2 separate regions of the Homo sapiens genome follow, and region 1 is linked to region 2. Evidence: chromatin loops called from intact Hi-C (ENCODE). Cell type or tissue: endothelial cell of umbilical vein. All regions are shown on one strand. Links, peaks and the distances in the headings refer to the core of each region. The heading gives the core; the rest is flanking DNA.

Evidence for each region. Hi-C counts contacts between places; a loop is a spot of excess contacts. Peaks named below come from ENCODE experiments on the same cell type or tissue, not always from the same donor. Only the 100,000 strongest peaks of a DNase experiment are listed, where the experiment ranks them.
Region 1: a loop joins it to region 2, with 2.5 times the contacts of the local background. A loop is called at or near these places in 3 of 110 quality-filtered maps.

What each region holds. Positions count from the first base shown.
Region 1 is chr13:34,022,833-34,028,307 of GRCh38, reverse strand. No RefSeq gene overlaps it. Among named protein-coding and RNA genes, the nearest start is that of RFC3, 210 kb to the right of the region's middle. In endothelial cell of umbilical vein, for the core only: no CTCF peak of the experiment used is centred there; a DNase peak (open chromatin) is centred at 2,327; H3K27ac peaks cover 658 bases.
Region 2 is chr13:34,074,737-34,080,211 of GRCh38, reverse strand. LOC124903153 (a long non-coding RNA gene) reads right to left here. Exons shown (of 2, transcript XR_007063754.1): 2 at 1-839. Among named protein-coding and RNA genes, the nearest start is that of RFC3, 260 kb to the right of the region's middle. In endothelial cell of umbilical vein, for the core only: a CTCF peak has its summit at 2,896 (motif pointing right); a DNase peak (open chromatin) is centred at 3,151.

The DNA of each region.
Region 1 (5,475 bases), core at 774-4,773, 52 kb after region 2:
GAAGAAAAACATTAAACAAATCCAAATTGTGGCACTTTCTGCAAAATACCTAGCCAGTCCATCCAGTACTCTTCAGAAGTATCAAAGTCATGGAAGACAAGGAAAGACAGAGAAAGTATCACAGATTGGAGAAGACAGTTAAATGCAATGTGGTGTCCTGGGTTAGATTTTGTAAAAGAAAAATGACACAGTTTTTCCATGGAACACTGATGAAGTCCAAACAAAATCTATATAATATTGGTTAATAATATATTGTTGGTTAATAATATATTGTATTAGTGTTAATTTCTTACTGTTGATCACTGCATCATGGTTATGTAAGATATGAATGTCAGGAAAAGCTGAAAGAATGGTATATAGAAACTGTACTAATTTTGCAATATTCTATAAATCTAAAATTATTTCAAAATGTAAGATTTTTTAATTAAAAATATTTGAATGAGAGAAAAGGAGTTACATTAGGAACTGGTAGGGGTATTTCAACTCCACAGAACCATTCCAAATGCCTTTATTAAACATCACAATGCACTGAGCATTGTTGAAAATGCTAGTGATGGAATATCAAATAAAATTAAGGGCCTGACTTACGGTCAGGTAGAAAGGACACTATATGCTAAAGTTGCTATGATGGGCCACTGGGCAAGAAAAGGCAGAGGCAGAGAGTTTAATTGTATGGAGACAATTGTGTACAAGTAGGGTCAGTATCAGGAGATGCTTCTTAAAGAAGGTGATGCTTGGGCTGATTCATAAGAGATGAGTGTTTACCTCATGAGGAGGAGCTTGATTGGATGAAGGGAGATGGAAGAGCATGGAGGACAGTACAGAAGCCCAGAGGTAGGCAAGACAACTTCACCCAGGAAGCATATAAAAGTGAGTGCAGAATACCTCTGACACAGCAATGTCCTCCACCAAGCTGCACTGACTTCGGAAGACATATTTTCTGTTTGTTACACAACTTTAAAACTGATATTTTAGTCTTTTTTAATTTTGAATTAAACCAATATACTTGAATCTCATCTTTAAAGACAGACATGTGTCTAAAAGAATTCCAGTTACTCTTATATTTTGAAGTGTTTGTTCATAATTTAAAACTAGCTCATAATTTAAATCCTTATTGTGTTCAGATGGTATTTAATTTTTTGAACGACATTACTGAGGGGTTATTTAGGAAACTTTCCATTGCCAAGAGAGTGAAGTGATATATTTTCTCGAATGGCATTTTTGAATGTGTGGAGTGAGTATAAATTTTGCTGGTTTGTGGTCCCTGGAGCTACTGAAATGTGGTCTGAAGTGTATTGTAAGTATATATTTTAATTTTTTTGTATAATGTCATATTGTGACATCCTGAAAACCCTTTCTGGCTGAGGAGAGACTGCCCTTCTTGGGACTAGCCAATTTTTAAAGATAACAAATAACCTAGCCAGGAGTATGTCTTTGATATACAAACTAATCAATCTAGAGCCATACCTCCTCTATCTGGTTTATCCACCCCAGGAGGCAATATTCCTCTCACGTGATCATCCCAGAGCCAGGTGCCAGGCAACCACAGACCACTGCTATAGCTCAAAGCCCACCAGAACCACCCGAATTATTCAAATGAGCCAATCCTAGTCTGTTTGCCCTGCCACAACTTGCATTTCTTTCAGAAACTGAAAACTGTGGCCTATACCTTCCCCTTGCTCCTATTTTCTGCATCCTGAGCACCATGGTGTTTTTCCCATGTGGCTGTGTCTGGTACATGCTGTGCCTCTTGTTTAGTGGGGAACTGCATTAAAAACCTTCTTTCAATGGAATTAGGCTCACCATGCTGTCACTCAGTCACCCTAATACACTAAGACTTGGGCCCAATAAGTAGAGATCATTTATAAATCTCAATGGGATATAGACAACATTTTAACCAACTGAGTTTAATTCTGTTCATTGTTTTTGATTGTTATGGAATGCCAACTGATGCAATGAGAGTAGGCAATTATATCCCTAGTGATGAGGACTGTGAGAGGTGTGAGTTGAGTTAACCCCAGCCTGGTTTGAGACAGGTCAGGTGAGCCATCACCTAACAGGAGAGTGAAATGCTGGCCGCAAGGTGTATGGATCCTTTCTAGACCTGGGTAGGGGCAGTGTGGGGAAGCAGAAACACTTGAACCAAGTGTCACAGAAGCCCTTCCTCTCCTGCTGCCCCATAGATGAGAAATGTTCTGTCAGTTTGTGCACTGCTGATTTGTATATAAGGAGGTCCCCTAATAGTATCAGAACTTCCTGTTTCCTTTGGCTGGAGCATTTGGGGCAATAAAGAAAAATTCTTGAGACAAAAATGGAAGGCCACAGGAATTTCTGCTTCTATAGCCTGGTGATTTATTTGCTTTTGTTCTCCTTTGTATATCTCTGAGTCATCTGATCTCTGACGATTAGAAAGGACATGGGGGCTGGGCATGGTGGCTCATGCTTATAATCCCAACACTTTGGAAAGCCAAGCTGGGTGGATGCCTTGAGCCTAGGACTTGGAGACCAGCCTGGACAACATGGTGAAACCCCATCTCTACTAAAAATACAAAGAATCAGCTGGGTGTGATAGGGCACAACTGTAATTCCAGCTACTTGGGAGGCTAAGGTGGGAGAATCACCTGAGCCTGGGAAATCAAGGCTGCAGTGAGCCATGATTGCACCACTGCACCCCAGCCTGGGCAACAGGAGTGAGACCCTGCACCCCCGCCCCACCAAAAAGAAAGAAATATAAAAGGACCTGGGGGAGTCTTAACTTGTACCTGTATGCATTCTTTCATCCCACATTAATTCATATCCTTCATCAATATCTCAAGTGCTGCAATGATGGCTATAAATGATCAAGAAAGCAAAAAAAGCCCCTATTGACCTAGAATTTTCTGTAAGTGTCCAGCTAGATTATTATAAATTATGTATCTTTTCATCACTGGCCTTTTCCTTTGATATTTTACTGAAAATTGGCCTGAGGCTTCAAATCATTTTGTACTGGTTTGAAAAAAAATTTCAAGTAATTAGTTGCAGTTTACCATCTATCAACTGCCATCCCCACTCAAAACAATTCCTCCTGCCCCACAGCCACTCCAATGGACAATGTCTTTCTCTTGGACCAGATGAGTTCTGAAATCCAATCTAGTGTAGCCATTGATTCATTTGGATAGAGAAGACAAGATTGAGAAACAGTAAGTTAAAATTCCTGATTGGTGGAAAATTGTTTATAAATATATCAGTGCTTTATTATATTTGTTTAACAGTGGCATACTTAGCATTTTTACAGATTTCTTGAAGTACAATCAACATAGAGTAGACTGCACACATTTAAAGTATACAATTTGATAAGTTTGATATGTATATACACACACCCGTAATCCGTCGCCTCCAAAGTTCCCTTATTCCTCTTTATAATCCCCGCCTCCCACCACTTTCCGCCCACTCCTAATCCCAGGCAACCACTGACCTGTGTTCTGTAACTATAGTTTAATTTACATTCTCTAGAATTTCATTTACATAGAATATATGCAGCATCTGCTCTTTTCTGATGGCTTCTTTTAGCATAATTATTTGGAAATTAAGCCAGGTTGTTTTGTGTATCATTCCAACAGTATCCCAGTATACAGATGTATCACAATTTGTTTCTGTTCTGTTTCTATGGTATTGTTTGATTCATCGCTTTAGAAAAAGGGCCAGAATTGAAGTAATTCAAGTTCTGTTTATTTATTTGCATCTTCATAATCCCCATCCTACTATTGTTTATGTAGAACACATGGTTTAAATGCAGGGACACTAATAAATACAGGGGTTGTACCAAAGCAAGCGTAAAGGATTCAGAGCCATTGTAGGTTAACATGTGTCACTGAGGCTGCAAGGTAAAGACTCTCTGTAAAACAGAAGTTCTCCCAATTAACTTCTACATAGAACACAAGGTTTATTTAAGGCTAAAAAATAAAATGGGCTAATTTGAACTGTGTGTGTGTGTGTGTGTCTGTGTGTACACGCATGTATGTATCCACAAGTAACTATAGCAATTGTCTGGAACTTAAACCAACAAAAGCTATTTGGAGGGGGAACATCTTATATCTGACATTATTTAGAATTGCCAACCCATGGTGATAATAAAAAGGAAGCTGATTTTTAGTCAGTTTGTTTTTTCTTGTTTTAAAATTCTCTACAGGAAACACACCCCCTTATTACCTGCTTCTGAGGTACAGTACTTCCACAAATCTATTCTCAGTAATAAATCATATACTGTTTATTATTTATGAATTATGATACATTTATGGTTTTTAAACATACAATATACTAATAATATCAATATGAATCATTTAAAATTTCCAATATTCCACATTTTTTACATACCAATTGGCATTGTCATGTTTAAACCTAATATATTTATAACTAGTCATACTATAATAGTGATTATAATGGTAAATTTTATTACTGTTATTCAGTAGGACTAACAAAGCTCATCTGTAATGGTCTTATTATCTAAAGGTATAAACCAGAACACGTAACTGCCTTCCTGTATGCCTCAGTGTCCTCAACAAAAGAGAAAGAAAGCCAGAAGAAAAGAAAGAGAGAGAGAGAGAGAGAGAGAGAACAAGAATGAGGTAGATATCATTTCTTCCATCAATTTGCATTGCTGTCATCACAATGAAAATGTGCTGGTCTTTCATTTACATTTTTGTTGAGTGTCTTATTCAATGAAAAGACTTTCAAATATGTGTAAACTAGAGTTTCTCACAAAAGGTGTTAAAATGTAGATTTTCATAGACATGAAATAAGAAAAGCTTTCTAGCTTCATTAATAGATGTAACTATAATTGCACATTGCCATTGGAATAAGAGGCAAAGTTAGCATCATTCTGACAAGACCAAGGATCTGAACAAATCCATAAAGAGAGACTAATGTGACCTAGCCACAAACCAGACATCTAACTCAGCTGGTCAGTTAGTCTACTGGTGTGTGCTGCCTTGATAAATGTTTCCCATCCCAGTGTCTCTCAAATCTGGATTAGATGCACTGCTACATACTCACATAGCATCCTCTATTTTCACTCCTAGAATAAAATTATACAATTGTATTGCAAAACCCTACTTATTTGTTTTCTTTCTCCAGTAAATATCAAGAATTATCTTCATTCATCAATGTATCTCTGATGCAATACCTACCATGTAGCAGAGCTCAAAACATTCTTGTTAAAGAGAAAAATAAGTGTCTAACTTTTCACGAAAACAACTGAGCAGATGGTTTGCTATAACCCTTTTCCATGCAGGAAAGGATTTAAAGTGCTTGACTGACTAACAGTGGCTCAGTAATATCATCTTTAAGTCTAAAATAACATACATCACCAATCAGGAGTGCTTAAATCACATCCTACCAAACACTGTCATCAACGATAAATTTTTTTAAGGTCATTTCTTTATTGAACTATATCTAGTTTGCTGAAGAAAAAAAAACAATATTGGAGGGAAAACAGAT
Region 2 (5,475 bases), core at 714-4,713:
ACCCAAGCTCCACTCCAACCTGCTCCTTAGAAATCATTTCAAACCTAGGATGTTCCACCATCACCTCAAACCCAACATGCACAACGATGAATTTATTTTATTGCTTGTCTGAAGAGTTTTCTAAAAGTTTTGGGTCATTCACCACGGGAAAGAGGGAATGAAAGTTACACTTAATATAGGATGTATGGGTCTATATAAATTAATTGACATAGTGGTCAGAAAACCCTGGCCATAAAATAGTTCCACTTCCTTGTATTACTAATTTTGCACACCCGAGCAAGATTTTATAAGTTGTGCTAATAATAAGTACATGTTTTTCTCTGCCTGGGTTTTGTGTATCAAGTGAGAAGTAAACACCTCCTGCTGCTTCTGCTGTAATTCCCTCTGAGTAAGCACTGCTGTGTTGTGTGTGTACATGTGTGTGTTTGTGTATATGTGTGTGTATGTTTGTGTGTGTATGTGTGCATGTATGTGTATGTATATGTACCTGTGTCTGCATAGGTGTGTATTTGTGTGTGTGTGTTTTTGTGTGTTTCCATGTGTACATATGTGTTTATATGTTTGCATGTGTGTATGTGCACATGCGAATTTGTGTGCTTGTGTTTGAATGTGCACATGTGTATTTGTATATGTGTGAATGTGTGTGCAGTGCACACTGTAAGAAGATTAAACCTGGGTCACAAAGTGGAAACCTTACAGTTGGCCTGTCTCCTTTTTGCCGTCAGCTGGAGCTCTGCCCTTGTAACTTTCAAGTCATTTTCAGGGTGGGTCATTCACATGGTGTCCACCACCAGCCCCTTCAGTCCAGAGTGGGGAATGTCTTGATTGAGACCATTTGCCTTGAAATCAAAGGAACATAATAAGGAAAATAGGATGTTGGTTCCAATTTTTGTTTTCTTGTCTACCACATCCAATAAAGAGACACCTTTTGTTTTAGTTTATATAAAAACATCTCTTTAGAGAGCTCAATCTGCTCAAACAATATGGGTTAGAGAAAAGAAGCTGTTTCCCATTTCTACAAACAACTCAGAGACCAGGTACAACATTCTCCTGATAGATCTCCATACACACACACACACACACACACACACATGCTCACACACATTCACATTCACAGACACATATATTCAGTCACACATTCCCACCCACCCACACACTCACATACACATGCTTATTCACACACACACACTAACATCCACACTTACATACACATATACACATTCATGCCCACACACACACACACATACTCACATACACATACCTTCACACATGTGCACTCATATACACACATATTCACACATATCCATGCCCACACACACTCACACATACTCACATACACATACCTTCACACATGTGCACTCATATACACACATATTCACACATATCCATGCCCACACACACTCACACATAGATACACACACTCATTCACACATATACACACATTGATGCACACACACACACACATTCACACCCACACTCACACTTGCACACTGCCCCACACACAATCAAATACACATCTGCACTCACACACCTACTGTCACACACACCCAGAAGCACCCACACAGCCTTTTCCCCTTCTCACCAGTCATATTTGTTCCTCATCTTTCAAGGAACAGGGCCCAATTACTCTCTCTGGTTCTTTTACAGTGTCTGGCCTGTCAGCTCGTCCTCTCCATCCCCACAGCTGTCTCTTCATTTCAGTGCATCTCCTGACACCCGAGTGACTCACAACTTCCTCCTAATGAATCTCCCTGGCCCCAGAATCTTTACTCTAGTCCACCTTGTCCTGGCACCAGATCCATCTTCTTGATCACAACATTTTCTTACTCCAGCAGGTGCCACCTCATTGATGATCAACAAGTCAGGCACATTTAAACATCATTCAATGAGGAAGGAGAGATTGCGAATGATTCTGGGTGGCTTGGCTGCCTATTCATATGGGGATAGGGGAATTGACGTCTCAGCCTGTCTCTTAGACTCAATAGCCTTGTCAGCAATCTCCAGAAACATAACCATCTTGCACAGGCCCTCATGGTATATTTCTATTTTTGTGCATGTCCTACCTTCCTAAAAATATCATAAGCTTTCTGAGGATAGGGACGGTGCTGAAGCTGTAAGTTCATCCTCCACAGTGGCTGTCAGATACCTTCCCGTGCGAGTGACTCCCAGCACGACCTCCATGACCTCTGTGATCTTGGGCAAGTCATATGAGTTCTCTGAGCCCCACTTCTCTTTTATATAAATGAGACAAAGAATACCTGCCTCAAAATGGTCTTGAGAATCATATTAGCCAATGCAGCTAAAAGGCTCACCACAGTACCTGGCACACAGTAGGTATTGAATAAACCATAGCAATGACAATTATTTGCTCAGTGGAATGCAGATCATCAACTAAAATCCTTTGGAGAAATGTCATGCAAGCATTTGCTGCTCTGAAACTCTGCCTAAGATACAAGGAGGCAGGTGTCACAAACAACAAAGTCTCCAAAACCAATTGCCACAGCCAGAGTTTTATCCAGGACTTGGATTTTGAATGGCAATGTTTATAAACAAAGTAGCTGGTTTTCAGGAAACCCCCAAACTCTCCCAGAGATCAGCAGCACCATTCCTTCCCACAAGAGACAACCAAACAGAAAATGAGCTATGTGTGCAATTTTATGTGCCCCTATCTCAGGCATTGAAATAAGCCCATCTCGAAATGCAGCTCAATCTCTCTCAGCTGTCTTCTCTCTGAAAAGCGTCCTGGCATTGAGCCACTCTCCAGCTCCCATGGACAAAAATGAAGCTCTACACCTTCGTGGTAAACCATTCATGTCCCCAGAAAGGAATGGATGGTTTCAGTCTCCCCCTTTCCGCATTTTAAAAGGTCATTTTAAAAGTTATTGCTTCTTTGCTACCACTAGATGGTACTAGCCAGCTGCTTGTCATGTATATATTTTTTTATTTTGTGTTTTGTTTACTGCCTCTGAGCATTAATCCAAGAAGGCTGATTACAACAACATGCTTTGCAGAAATGGTACTTTGAGAGACCTTGGGCAGTCATCAGAAAGTAACTTAGCTGCCATTTGTTAACTATGTTACCACTTCCCCTTGATATTTATTTATATAAAGTTCCTCTTTGCCCCATCCTGGATAAAGGAAATATTTAGTGTCATACAGATTATTCATACCACACTTGTCCACATTTGGGACCTTAGGAAGGCCTGAGAGAGATGTGGAATGCAATGACTGAATTGAAGGCAGCCAGAATAAACATTGGCTTTTCCACTCTCCTCAGGAGTCATGTCTTGCTGCCCTTTACTGAGGGTACCTCAATACCTCTGAGGGTATCTCAGTCCTCTTGCTTCAGACTCCCAGGAGACCCCCAATGCCTTAGGTTTTCCATACAGATACTTGGATCATCTTTCTCTTTTCTAGAATGGAAAGACAGCAGTGGATATTAGAAAAAGTCATGGGACGTGCTGAGAGAGACTGGGGAGTATGGCCCGGCACCAGATCTCTTTCTTCGCCACTCTGGCTTAAGACAATTGAAGGGCAGACTTCTCCTTGACCCCCCAAGCTCTCAAGACATTAGGTGTCACTAAATCCATACTCACAGGAGATGAATGGATTGTCAAGAGTGGGGAAAGAGTACTTGACTTTGCAATCTGTAGTCAGGCTATGAGAATAAGTGAGAAAGCACTGTAGCAGTACTATGCTAAGCCAAGATTAGTCATGAATAGTCATTTGGAGATGGTTATCAATGAAAGATTAAAAGATTCATGCAAAATTTTAGTTAAACTGAAGGGATGTTTAGCTATGATCCAGACCTCATTTTAATTACAATGCAACCTCTGTTTAAATATGGGCAGTTGGAACAATTGCTTAATCTTTCTGAGCCTCAGTCTTCTCATCTGGAAAAAATAATACTTTCTGCGAAATTATTGAAAAGACCAAGAAAAATAATGGCTGTAAAGCTCCTGACATTTAGCAGGAATTTGCCAAATGTCCCTCTCTCCTCCAAGTAGCTACAATGGAAAGTAGCCCCGCCCCACCCCACCCCCCAGCATCTTCACCCATACCTTTTCCTAGAGTAGAGGCTAAATTCCCAGGAACTAGCCCCCAGACACTGAAATTATTGTGAAATGCAGGAAAACCCATAATGCCAAATCTTTGATTTCCCCTGCCAATAGCAATGGCTTCCACACCTTCTATTCATATGCCAGTCACGTTGAAAAGAGGCACCTTCTAATCTTGGAAGAGTTTACCAGCAGTGAGACAGGTATATTTTTTCATCTGTTATCATAAGGAAAATACTTTTATTTCCTTAAACAGAATTTTTCTATTGAAAAGAGAAACAATTTTGCTTCATTGCTTTTTTTTCCAAAAGTAGTTCCTAATGCCCAGTGTGACAAATCAAAGAGACACTGTGAAATGATGGTATAATCTTTTCTGTCTACATTGAAGGAAAGTATAGTGAAATTACCGGGTAATTCCATACAAATAATTGCTACAGAAACACAGCATGACATTAAGCTAACATATAAAAAAAGGATATTTCATCTCTAGGTATAGAGAACAATAGATTTAAAAAGCAATAATTTGAGTTGACTATTACACACTCTCAATATATAGAGATTCAGGAAAAGCTATTAAATAGCAACCTTACTACCATGTACCAAGCAAGTAGCCAGAGTGAGTAGATTCTCATGTTGGAGCAAGAAATTTAAAAATCTTCTGCTTATCATTAAAAATTATAGTCATCTCAATGTTAGTAGCATCTACAGAAACACAAAAGGAAAAAAGAAAGCTAAAGAGGAAGACTATATGGGCAGGAAGTAGAAAGAATAACATCTATTGTACTACAGTGTCTGCTTTGCGCTTTTAAATGACTCAAATCCTTTGGAGTGTTTTATTTAAAAAACATCAAAGTTAGAATAAAAACTTTGGTAGAATTGGTAATAATCTAGTATTGTGTTGGAAATAATTCTAAAGCCATTTTGGGGTTCTGTATCAAAGACAGCCAAAATCAATTAGTAATTTCTGCCATGCATGCCATAGGCACAATTGAATAGTTTAGAATCTCCCCAGTGTACCTCTAGTATCAGATATCTGGGAGAAATTAGAAGATCACCACACATGCCCAGGAAAAGGCACGGGGTCACAGAAGCGCTAGAAAACTTTAAGTGTACACTTCAGGCTTATCCTCAGTACAGAGACAGCCTGTAACAGTGTACACACACACACACACACACACACACATAACCAAGAATGGTGAAGTAGGAGAATGTAATTTCCAGAATTACCAAACTATTAGATTCAAATATCCAGTTTTCGACAAAAAATAACAAGTCACACCAAGAAACAGGAAAGTATGACCCATTCAAAGAAAAAATATATCAACAGAAATTGTCCCTGAAAACAACCTGATAAAAGTTATACTAGCAAAAGAGTTTTAAAAAACCATATTAAAGATATGGAGAAAGTCCAGAAAAT